Linked DNA regions of Homo sapiens: region 2 is linked to region 1. The links are chromatin contacts, found by Hi-C or POLR2A ChIA-PET in ENCODE. All regions are on one chromosome and are shown on one strand. Each heading gives the region's core, a stretch centred on a gene start or an enhancer-like site at or near the end of the contact. The rest is flanking DNA. Distances are from core to core; before and after follow the strand shown.

Evidence for each region. A loop is a pair of places that touch in the nucleus more often than their neighbours do. ChIA-PET counts read pairs that join two places held with the same protein, here RNA polymerase II (POLR2A). Pooled maps may share reads with other maps.
Region 2: a pooled map shows a loop between it and region 1 (7-fold over the local background). The contact joins two enhancer-like sites. A Hi-C loop is called at or near these places in 6 of 50 pooled maps. POLR2A ChIA-PET finds 5 or more read pairs at or near these places in 2 of 52 experiments (BJ and activated B cell).

The regions. Positions count from the first base shown.
Region 1 is chr10:90,085,153-90,091,050 of GRCh38, forward strand. No RefSeq gene overlaps it. Among named protein-coding and RNA genes, the nearest start is that of LINC01375, 130 kb to the left of the region's middle. RefSeq lists an enhancer at 1,180-1,859 and a silencer at 2,240-2,329. Within about 2 kb of position 2,264, at least 3 of the 41 ENCODE cell types and tissues checked have a DNase peak (open chromatin) inside an H3K27ac peak, as active enhancers do.
Region 2 is chr10:89,858,190-89,864,991 of GRCh38, forward strand. All of the region lies in intron 1 of LINC01374 (long intergenic non-protein coding RNA 1374), which reads left to right. Among named protein-coding and RNA genes, the nearest start is that of LINC01374, 7.7 kb to the left of the region's middle. Within about 2 kb of position 2,687, at least 5 of the 41 ENCODE cell types and tissues checked have a DNase peak (open chromatin) inside an H3K27ac peak, as active enhancers do.

The DNA.
Region 1 (5,898 bases), core at 1,014-3,513:
CATCGATGCTTGGGGTTGGTACTGAGGGGACAGGCGGGAGGGAAAGAAGGAAGATTTGGGACGAGTTGCACTGGGCACAGAGACTAGGAAGGGACTGATGTGTAAAAGAATGCCTGGACGTCAGGCACCTCAGACCGTTTGCCTATTTTATGACAAGAATTATTTAGATCTTGCAGGATGGAAAAATTCAAAGTGCCATTTTCTGGCTATTTGGAACTACTGTCGAGTTTGTATTGGGGTCAAGCGGCATTGCAGAAGAAAATAAGGCATTTAGGTTTTAGGTCAGGTGTGAGTTGAAGAGGTTTTAAGTTTTTGAGAACACAGGCCAAGGGAGTAGAAGGAGGAATGGAGGGTAGAAGGTTGCCTATAATGAAGGAAGCAAGCCTAGAGAAAAGAGAGAGTAGAGAAACAGAGGGAAGGGGTTCGGAGGTTCTTACCTTCCAGAAAAGTGGGAAAAGGGGTTGGGGTGCAGAGATAAGAGGTTGGGGTGCAAAAATAAGGGATGGGGTGCAGAAATAAGGGGTAGGGGCATGGAAATAAGGGGTCGGGGCACTGAAATAAGGGATTGGGGCACAGAGATACGAGGTTGGGGTACTTGCCCTCCTCTAGAAAAGCGGGACTTGCCGCTAAGAGTGAAGGAGAAGGGGTTGAGGGGTACTTGCCCCTGCCCCAGGAAAGCAGAGAAGGGGTAGAGACAAGGAGAGAAGGGGTTGGGGTACTTGCCCCTTCCCCAGAAAAGCGGGACTTGCTGCTAAGGGTGAAGGACCAAGGCTGGCATCCCTGCGTGGTCTGACACCTTTGAAACGTGGGTGAATAATCAGAGAGGTGTCCCTCCAATGATTAAACACCAAGGGAAGGCTGCCTTCCCAGCCCGTGACCGGCACTGGAGTTTTGGGTGCACAGATAAAACGTATCTCCTTTGTCTCTCCCAGAAAATGAAAGGAATTGAAATTAAGAGAAGGGAGAGATTGACGAGTGGAAAGAAGAAAGTGGTTGAGGGACAGTGAGAGAGGTTGGAGAAGAGAGAAGAGGCCGCTTACCTGATTTAAAATTGGTGAGATATTCCTTGGGCTGGTCGATCTGAGGACCTGAGGTCATAGGTGGATCTTTCTCACAGAGCAAAGAACAGGAGGACAGGGGATTGATCTCCCAAGGGAGGTCCCCTGATCCGAGTCACGGCACCAAATTTCATGCGTGTCCATGTGAAGAGACCACCAAACAGGCTTTGTGTGAGCAACATGGCTGTTTATTTCACCTGGGTGCAGGCAGGCTGAGTCCGAAAAGAGTCAGTGAAGGGAGATAAGGGTGGGGCCGTTTTATAGGATTTGGGTAGGTAAAGGAAAATTACAGTCAAAGGGGGTTTGTTCTCTGGTGGGCCGGAATGGGGGGTGGCAAGGTGCTCAGTGGGGGTGCTTTTTGAGCCAGGATGAGCCAGGAAAAGGACTTTCACAAGGTAATGTCATCAGTTAAGGCAAGGACCGGCCATTTACACTTCTTTTGTGGTGGAATGTCATTAGTTAAGGTGGGGCAGGGCATATTCACTTCTTTTGTGATTCTTCAGTTACTTCAGGCCATCTGGGCATATCCAGATGCAAGTCACAGGGGATGCGATGGCTTGGCTTGGGCTCAGAGGCCTGACAATGACTTGAACCCCTTTAAAGAATTTAGGACAAAGTCACCACTCACCCCCTTTTGGGGTGTTTTGTTTTCTTTGTGGAGTTTCAAGAGTCATGGGCAAATTCTTTTTAGGTCTAAAGCTCTGTTTTCCTATATTGCATGATTTGACCTCTTTGGCTTTTGGAGTGCCAGAGATGACTTTTCACTGTGAGGGAATTTGACCTTGGCATGTATAATGGTGGATGAGAATTAGGATGAGAACAGGAAGTGGTCTTGGCTGTTTTGTTTTTCTTTTCTCTTTTAGGAAGTTGTTGTTTATGGATTCTAATTCTAGTTCAGAGATGCATTCTAAAGGGCCTTCTCTATTGCTTTTTCTTCCAAAATTAATCTTAATTTGATTTGTCTGTGAGCATTTGCATGAGGAACTCAACTGTTGTTTTCATGGGTTAATGAGAGACTGAGTTTTCCCAGTGCTAAAGAAAAAGGGCATTTGCTCCTTCCAGCCAAAAGGTACCCCTGGGTGACCAGGGGTCTTGTGGGAAAGTCTGGGGTGTTGATCCCCTACTACATGCTGTGATCCTGCAGGAAAATCCCCAACAAAAATTGATTTTAGAAAGTGAATCATCCAGGAAACGCATATAAGTTCTGAGACATGTAAGAAGGTGTAAATGACTCAGTGGTGACACACTGTGGAGCCTTGCCCACAAAAAGCACATATCAATCCACCACATGAAAACCATAGGCCATAGCTCAGTTCCTCCTTTTAAGGAAAAAAAAAAAAAAAAAAAAAAAAAAGAAAGAAAAAGAGCAGGAAACAAATAATCAAATAATGAGGAGAAAACAAGGGGAATGACCCCCTTTTGATCACTCTGTAGGTTTTATGGCACCTCTACTTGCCAGAGAAAAATGGAAGTAATATGGTCTTTGTGCACATTTACATTAGGGAAAAAGAGCCTTAAGGTTGACCCACACATTAAGAGTTCCTAGGTTTCCCTTTTCTCTCTTTTCTTTTCTGCCTGCTTTAAATCTGCTGTTACTTTTCTACTGAAATAAAAACCACTGTTTGGACTTAACAGTTTTTTTTTTTTTTTTTTGCAAGCTGACAAATTTGCATTTATCTGATGACTAAAGTACTGAAGTAAAAACAATAGAATCTTTGTGTGTATGTGTGTATGTATATGTGTACGTGTATATATTTGAAGGCCTTTATAAAAGACTTCTATAATTGTATGTTCAATTGGCAATTAAATTTGTTTTAATTTCCCGCTAGCCCACCAGACTTTCTACCTTATGATGCAAATTTTGCTATCTTATTTTTCACCCAGTTGTTTCCTTTAATATGCAAATTTAAGGCTATTAAGCTGACAACTGCCTAGGGTAAGATTTTTAAAAAAGGGAAAAAAAGAGGTCTTTGTGAATCTGTAAGACGCGCTTCTATCAGCATGCCTAATGCATCGGTATATTTATGTGTTGTGTACACAATGTTTCACTACTAAAATTATATAAAAGAGCTCTAATTAATTGGCTTAACAAATAATAAAAGTGCTTAAATCAGATACTAAAGAAAAAAGAGAACTTTTTCAAGTTCACCTGATTTAAGTAAAATCTTTAATAAATAAGCTGACTTTAAATTATTGGTAAAATAATATTAGAAATGTCTTAAGAATTTGCCAACATACTTTTTTTTGCATTTATTAATCACCCAATTTCATACTTATCCCTGCCAAACACTGTAAGGTGTCAAAATTTGGCATAGGGATTACAAAACTATACACCCAACCCAAAACAGAATGATCTTTGCTTGTGTAATCTTTAATAGATAAGACATTGATATTAGTTTAATAAAACTTGTTACATCTTTAATTTAGTAAGATTATCATAATTTTTTTTTTTTTTTGAGATGGAGTCTCAGTCACCCAGGCTGAAGTGCAGTGGTGCAATCTTGGCTCACTGCAACCTCTGCCTCCTGGGTTCAAGTGATTCTTGTGCCTCAGCCACCTGAGTAGCTGGGACTACAGGCACCCACCACCACACCTGGCTAATTTTTGTATTTTTAGTAGAGACAGGGTTTCACCATGTTGGTCAGGCTGGTTTTGAACTCCTGACCTCAAGTGACCCACCCACTTTGGCCTCCCAAAGTGCTGGGATTACAGACATGAGCTACCACTTTCAGCCGATTACTATAACTTTTAATCTTGTAGCTTTAGGCAGTCTAGTCCAAAGGCAATAAGGTTTGCTGTCATCTTTGTTACAAAGCTGAACTGTAAACTAAGTTCCTCCCAAAGTTAGTTCGGCCCGCACCCAGGAATGAACAAGGACAGCTTGGAGGTTAAAAGCAAGATGAAGTCAGCTAGGTCAAATCTTTTTTACTGTCTCAGTTATAATTTTGTAATGGTGGTTTCATAACTTAAAATAATGACTATCATAGTTTTCACAAATAATCTAGGTAAACAAAAGAAAACTGTGTAAATGTAATAGGATAAATACTTGTAGAGAAATTCATCATAATATTTGGGTATTTGCTAATGAAAATATAATTGTAGAAAAACATTCTAAAAAATAAAAAGTTGTGTCCTTTTAAAAATGGTGAACAATCTTTGTCTAATTCAAAGCTTATTTAAAGATCATGTATAAAACAAGGTAAAAGAAACCAGAAAATAAAAAAAAATGTAAAGAAAGTCATAAAAATAAACAGGTTTTTTTTTCTTTTCTTTTTTTTTTTTTTAGTAAGAAAGCTTAAAGATAAATAATTTCATTAAGAAAGAATCTTGTATAGTAAATTTAGTCCTAGAGTAAAATGACTGGCTGTTTTAGAAGGAGGGATGTTTAGGATAAACCAGAAAGTCCAGGCATGAATAGTCTGTGTAAGTCCCAACAAAAGGATTTATATATTTTTTTAAAAAACAAACTTTTATACGATCAAGTTGTCACATTACTATTAAGTTTTAGTTTGCTCAGAAAAAAACTAAGATTAAAAAATTTTTAAATTAAGATGATTACATCTGAGTATCTCTCTGTATGCACTTCTAAAGTACTTGTGACATTGAGTTACAGGGCTTTGACTCCTGGGTGTAAAATGATGCCAGGTTCTGCTAAATTTTAAACACCGAAAGCAATTAAAGCCTCATATTCCGGCCTAGTAGAAGATGCCAATCAAAATAAACTGCATTCCTGAAACACAGGCCAGAAATTAAAGCTATTTAACTCCTCAAGGCCCAGGGACTATCTCAGAAGAGGTGGTTGTGTGAGATTGCAAAGGCCAATTTTGAGAGATAAAATATATTGTTTCTCCATAAATTACTCATTAATGTCAAAGGCACACTGAGGCAAGACCATCATATAGGACCATGCCAGATTAGCAAGGTTTTCCTGAAGCATTAGCTGACTTCTAAATAAAGGTTATAAAGGTTATGAAAGGCTAATGGAAGTTTTATCTTATGGTCAAGATTAAAATTTTATAGACTGTTTATAAAATTTTGAAAAAAAATGTAGTTGGCTTCATGCTGTTTTTATTAAGGCTTATTGTTTGGAAAATTAAGTCTCCTCTCTCAAAGAATGAAAGTTTTTGCCTTTAAAAAAAAAATCCTTGAGTTATCACTTTGGTCAACTGAATGACTTATTTTACAATGAACTGTGATATTAAGTATTTTAAACCTTTGATATTTGATAACCTTTCCAAAATCAAATTATAAATTATGTCTATTTTGATCTAATTAATCCTTTAAGATATTTGGTTCCCTAAAGTCCAAGAATGACATAATTTGGCTTATTTAGCATAAAAATTACACAGGAAACATTGTCAAATATGAAATGGTGTTTGGTTTTCTTTAGGCTATATTTGTATAAATATGTTATTGGTATGTGTTCCAAAAGTGTGGGACACTCCTATAACTCTGATACAACTTAGTGTACATTATCAGTAATAATTGGGTAACAAATTTCCTTGTCAATTTTATCTATGGCTGCCCTAAAACGTTCTGTCATCCACAGACAATTCTTGTCTTGTTTCGGTCCTCCTTAGAAGGTGGTTTTATAATCAGCTATAGAACCCTAATACGTGTTCTTAAATGCAGGTTTCTGGTAACTTTGGAGATTGTGACGTTAGAATAGAGGAAAAAACTTTCAGGACTCTCATGGAGAGCTGAAATGTTCAGGAATATAAAGCAGAACAGGAGTTAACTGCATGAACTGAACTGATAGAAGACTAATCCTTTTAAATTTTTGCTTAAGACATTGCTGATCCTTTGTTTTGTTTTTCAGAGTCAGGAAAACTTTAAGCAA
Region 2 (6,802 bases), core at 1,437-3,936, 230 kb before region 1:
TCTTGGGCAGTGTCTTTATTTCTGGAAGTAGAGTTTAAATATTTTTTTCTCTGTTCGGTCACTCATTCATTTTTTCAACAATAACCTTTTTTTTTTTTAATCAAATTTGAAGTGCTGGACAAAGCATTGAAAGTTTAGCAATATCTGTCTGTGGTAGATTTACTTGCTATTTCAGTTTTTATTCTCTAGTAAGAAAAATATGAATATAAGGAAATGTCCTCAGTTTGATAAAAAGCATCTATGAAAAGCCTACATCTGCCATTGTACTTAATAATGAATAGCTGAACACTTTTCCACTGAGACTGGGGACAAGGCAAGGATGTCTGCTCTCATCATCTTTTTTTCCTATACTGTCCTGGAGGTCTTAGCCAGTGTAATAAGGCACAAAAGGCATTCAGATTGGAAAAGAAGTAAAACTGGCTTTGTTCACATTTGGTGTGATTGTCTGCAATGAAAATTTTAAGGAATCTACCGAAAGTGAAAAAAAAAGTGAAAAATTGAACCAGTAAGTGAATGTAGCTAGGCCTCATGGTTCAAGATCATGATGCGTTTAATTGTACTTCTATATACTAGCAATGAACAACTGGAAAATAACCTTTAAAAACCACAACATTTGTAACAGCATAAAAAAGTACTGTAGGACAAATTTAATGAGAACTATGTAAGAGCCTTCTGCTAAAAAGTAAGAAATATTATAGAAAGACTTAAAGAAGGCCTAAATAAATGAAGAGATATTATAGCATGTTCATGAATCATAAAACACAATATTATTAAGATGTCCATTCTCCCCAAATTGATCAATGCAATCTCAATCAAAATATCAAGACTTTTCTTTTTAGAAATTAACAAGCTGACCTAAAAAATTATGTAGATATACAAAAGACCTAGCATAAACAAATTTTGAAAGATAACAGAAAAAAGTTATTTTAAAATTTACCATAAAGCTTACAGTAATCAAGACACTGTAATATTGATGTAGGGATAGGCAAATAAATCATGGAATGGATAGAAACCAGAAATAGACCTACATTAATATAGTCAACTAATTTCTGAATTACCAAAAGAATTAAATGGAAAATAGTGCTGGAAGAAATGACTATCTTTCAAGAAAACCAAAATGAACCTTGCTTCCTACCTCACTTATACCATCCACAAAAATTATTTCAAAATGGATCATAGGCCTAAATATGAAAACCAAATCTTTAAATTTCTAGAAGTAAACATAGGAGAAAATCTTCATGACTTGTGTTGACAAATATTTTCTAGAAAAGAAAAGTCACAGAAAGCAGAATCCAAAAAGGGCAAAATTGATAAAAATTGGACTTCAGAAAAATTTAAAACTTCTCTTTATCAAAAGACATCAATAATAGGAATAGATATGTCATTAACAGGGGAGAAAATAGTAAAAAATATTTAGTAAAAATCTTCTTTTGGGAATATATAAAGAACTTATACTTCTCAATATTAAAAAAAATAAAAACAACCCTCCCAAACTGCAAAAGTCTTGGCCAGAAAATTCATAGTAAAAAATATACAATGACCCATAAACACATGAAAAATTCTCAAATTATTAATCATCAAGGAAATAAAAATTAAAACCCCAATGGGGTATCACTACACATGTAATAGAGTGGCAGAAAGGAGAAACTGATGATGCCAATGTAATTAAGAGTGTGAAGCAACTGAAACTCTCAGTGTTGCTTGTGGAACCTTGAAATTGCATAACCTCCTTGGAAAAAGTGTGTCAGTTTCTTATAAAGTTAAGCATATACCTATCCTTCGGCTCTCCAAGGCATTTACCAAAATAAATGGGAGCACAAGGCAACAGAAATGCTTACAGAAGAATGTTTATAGTTGCTTTATTCATACTAAAAAAGTGTTAGCAACACAAATATTCTTCAAACAATAAGAAGAAATTGCAATATAATCATACAATGGAGTACTATTCAGCAATAAAAATGAAGGAGCTATTGATACATGTGACAACATAGACCTAGTGATAAATGTTTAACTAGCTTTAAATATATTGTTGATAACTTTAAAAAGTCCTTATTTGTAGTGTTTGCTGATTTCCATGGTGTAGTAACTCACACTGGCCCATTTCAACCTACCTATGAAACGTGGAATTGGAAAGAGGTGCTCAGTAGCATACCACTATACAGATAAAATGGTTGTAAGTAACTTCAAGAGAATATGTAATAAAATGTAGGAAATACTTAGGAAATAATGTCCTTTGATTATTATTTTTGTTTTTAAAATGTCATTTAATTGTAAGTTTATATAATTTAATTTTTGATGATAGTTTTTTTAACAACCAGCTCTCAGAGTTTCTGAAAATTTAGCATTCAGCTCTTGTGAACTGGTATGAGCCACTGGAAGAGTCTCACATAGTATGCTAAGTAAAAAAAAATGGTCACTAAAGAGTAAATACTGTATGATTTTGTTTACATGAAGCTCTATAGCAGGCAAAATGAATCTGTGGAGACAGAAATGCAGACTATTAGTTGTCTTTTGGCTTAGGGTAGGGGATGAGACCAGTTGGGGAGAGATATGAGGAAACTTTCTGGGGTGTTGGAAAAGTTTTGTCTTGATAGAGATGTATGTTTTTTAGCAGATGTTTTTGAGCTGCACACTTAAGTTTAGTGGATTTCTCTGCATGTAAACTCTATCCGAATAACAAAGAAAAGGAAAGTGAAACCAGCCATAGCAACAATAAGTTAATGAAACGGGGCCAATGTGTACACACACACACACACACACACACACACACACACACACACACACACAGACACACACTATCAGGCAAGCCAAAAGGGAAAACTGATCATGAGCAAAGAATATTGAGGTGTGAAAAAGTCCAAAATATTTGGTAAATCCTATTGGTTCTGTATGTCTGGAGCATAAGGTTTACTGAAGAGATGGCTAGAAAGGTAGGTTAGGGCCTGATCAGCAATAAATTTACATAGTGATCCATGATTGGGCCCCTGCTATCATGGTAAAGGACTAGATAGGAAATATGTTAGGCTTTGCAGGTCACATACAGACTCTGTCACATATTCTTTTTCTTTTTTCTCCTCCTCCTCTTCCTCTTCTTCCTTCTCCTTCCCCTTCTCCTTCTCTCTCTCCTTTTCCCTACTCCTCCTCTTCCCCCTCCTCCTCCTCTTCCCTCTCCTCTTCCTCTTCTTCCTCCTCCTCCTCCTCTTCCACTCCTCCTCCTCCTCTTCTCCCTCTTCCTCCTCCTCTTCCCCCTCCTCCTCCTCTTCCCCCTCCTCCTCCTTTTCCTCCTCTTCCTCCTTCCTCCTCCTCCTCCCCCTCCTTCTTCTTTCTTCTTCTGCCTTTCTTTTTTTCTTCTTTTTCCTCTTCTTCACAACTCTTTAAAAATATAAAGGCTATACTTAGTTCAAGGGCTATAGAGGAACGGTGGGCCAGATTTGGTCTGCACACTGCAGTTTGCCGACCCCTGTGCTATACTAAGCACTCTTGATGTATAAAAGAGGTCCCTCTAACCAGAACCAATACACAAGGGCTACAAGAGATATTTGGTGTGTTACAAACTGTTTTGAGAGCACACAGAAGATGAGAGTGACTCATTCCTCCTGGGGGATGTCTTCTCAGAAGAGGTGGCATTTGTGTTGGGTTTTGGAGGATGAGAAACAGTTCACAGGGAGAAAAGCAAGTTATAGAAAGAGCTGTGCCTAGCAAGAGTAAGGCTCTGGCATTTGGTAGTCATGTTATGTGGGGTAATGCTTGGCTGGTTCTGAGTTTATCTTTAGGATAGGTATTATTATAGCTATCCTTTTAACTTGGGAAGAAGTGCAGTGAAAGTTAAAAAAACGAAACAGAGCCCTACTTGAAAAAGTTTAAAGTGCCTTAAAATGTGATTGTTACCTCAGACTCTTCATCTTGCATGAGCTGGGATGACTCATGCCACTTATGTGTGCACAGTAATTGCTGAGATTACTGGGCTTATGGCAGGGTGTTTGGGGCCTAATTCTCAGCTCTCAAGAGGGGATGAAAGTGAGTCAGGAACAGACTTTGACTCCTTTTTAATTGTTATGTGAGTCATTTGCATATTAATCTAAAGCCTAATTTGTTCAGCTCCCTGCTTCTTAAAAGTACATGCCAAATGACTGTTTGGTGCTTTTTAGGGACAGTATCAGGGTCTGTTCCCAGGCATTGGGAGTTGAGAGAGGGAAAAGTTGAAATAGGACAAAATATAAACAACTAAGATAGAGTTTTTTTTCAATAGGCTGGAGGACCTCGTAGTAGCATCTCTGGGTGTGCTGTCCCCTTATCATTTCACAATGCCTGACATTCCAACACAATGGATTCAAGTCCTTCTTTTTAATTTTTATTTATTTGTTTAATTTCAATAGTTTTGGGGGTACAGGTGGCTTTTGGTTACGTGGATAAGTTCTTTAGTGATGATTTCTGAGGTTTTTCATGCACCCATCACCTGAGCAGTGAACACTGTACCCAATATGTAGTCTTTTATCCCTCACCCTCCTCCATCCTTCCCTGCCAAATCCTCAAAGTCCATTATATCCTTCTTATGCCATTGCCTCCTCATAGCTTAGCTCCCACTTTTAAGTGAGAACATATGGTATTTGGTTTTCCATTCCTGAGTTACATTACTTGGAATAAGGGCCTTCAACTCCATCCAAGTTGCTGCAAAGGCCATAGTTCCATTCAATTTTAAGGCTGAGTAGTATTCCATGGTGCATATATACCACATTTGTTTATCCACTCATTGGTTGATGGGCATTTACATTGGGTCCATATTTTGCAATTGCGAGTTATGCTGCTGTAAACATGTGTGTGCATGTGTCTTTTTCATATAATGACTTCTTTTCCTTTGGGTAGATATCCAGTAGTGGGACTGCTGGGTCGAATGGCAGCTCTACTTTCATTTCCTTAAGGAATCTCCATACTATTTTCCATAGTGGTTATACTCATTACATTCCCACCAGCAGTGTGAAAGTGTTCCCTTTTCTCTGCATCCATGCCAATATCTATTATTTTTTGATATCTAAATTATGACTATTCTTGCAGGTGTAAGGTGGTATCTCATTGTGGTTTTAATTTGTCTTTCCCTGATAATTAGTGATGTTGAGCATTTTTTCATATTTTTCTTGGCCATTTGTATATCTTCTTTTGAGAATTGTCTACTCATGTCCTTTGCCCACTATTTGATGGGATTATTATTATTTTTTCTTGCAGATTTGTTTGAGTTCCTTGTAGGTTCTGGATATTAGTTCTTAGTTAGATATATAGTTTGCAAATGTTTTCTCCTACTCTGTGGATTGTTTTTTTCACTCTGCTGGTTATTTCTTTTGCTGTGCAGAAGGCTTTTAAATCAAGTCGTTCTTTAAAATGAAAATAGCTTTTGAGGGGAAAGGGGTGGGAAGTGGGACACCATACACTAGTTTTTGGTCAGAAAAATGATTTAGTGTATCAGTTCCAGTAAACAATGATGGTGTAGACATTGGATACTGAGCAGATTACCTGAGTCCAAATTCTTTGTGCAAATTCTTTAGCCTTTATGTTTCTCCATTTATTATACTGACATGAGGATAATGATGATGCTATCTAGTAGTTGCCATTAGGATGTAATGCACAACAATATGTCAGGAACATAGTGTAGTGCCTGCCTGGTAGTAATAAATGTTAGCTATTATTATTATTTCTCATTAATGTCAAGTGGCAATGGAGGGATAATTTTATAGCTGGAGCTGAGAGTGGCGAGAGGGAAAAGTTGAGATAGGACTAAATATAAACATCTAAGTTACAGTTTTTGTGTTTTTTTTCCCACAGGCTAGACCTAGCATCACTGGGCATGCTATTTCTTACTGTGTGCCAGTGTTTCAGACCAGAATGATAGATGCCTCCTTCACCCCTCTCTGGACTAATGGGCGATAAAGATTTTGTAATGAGACATGGAGAGATTGTTCTGTTTCCTACCTACTGCATCTGGTGTTTGCTTAGTTGACTGTCTTTTTTTCTCCAGGCAGTAAGTTACTTGAGGACACGGACTTTGTTGTATCAATCTTTTAAATATTACCACTAGCACAGAACCACTGAGAATATATTTATTTCTAAATAAAATATTCCTTGAATGAACAAATAAATAAATCTTCATATTTAATTCTTGAGGAAATCAGTTGTCTATATGTGTAGGCAGATATATTTAGATATTTATGTTCACAGCTAAATTTTTAAATAATCAAGATGATGCTAAATTCTATGTGCAAACTTGAGCAGATTCCAGAAATACTTACTCTGTTACTGGTCAGTGAAATTCACTTCTCCTTCAATTCTAGAGAAAACAAAAATCCCAAGCAAAATGATACAAGCCATTTAAACTCTCAAAAGTCTCAAAAAGTAGAAATGTTACCCACTGGAGCATAAGATGAACCAATTGAGGATGAGGATTTGAGAAATAAAATGTTTCATTTTTATCGACAGCGAGCCAGTATGATATTAAGACAAAAGACAGCCCTTGATGAAAGAGGCAGTCAATTCTATCTTTGAGAATTCAGTTTTAAAAAAACCAGATTAACTGGTGATTTTCCTGAAGTGACCTGTCAATTTGTTCCGATAGGTTAATTTGGTAGAATCAGCCTCAGATTGGTTTTTCAGCGTGTACCTTAATTGTATTACTTTTCAGCAAAATATTTCTGTCAATCAGAAAATGTTTTTAGAATTAACCTGCTTGCAACGCTGAGGTCAAGGAGAGCGGATCCCAAGGACAGCAGGGATCTCTATATATTGTGCACTAGGGAGAGAGCACCCTATGTGGAAA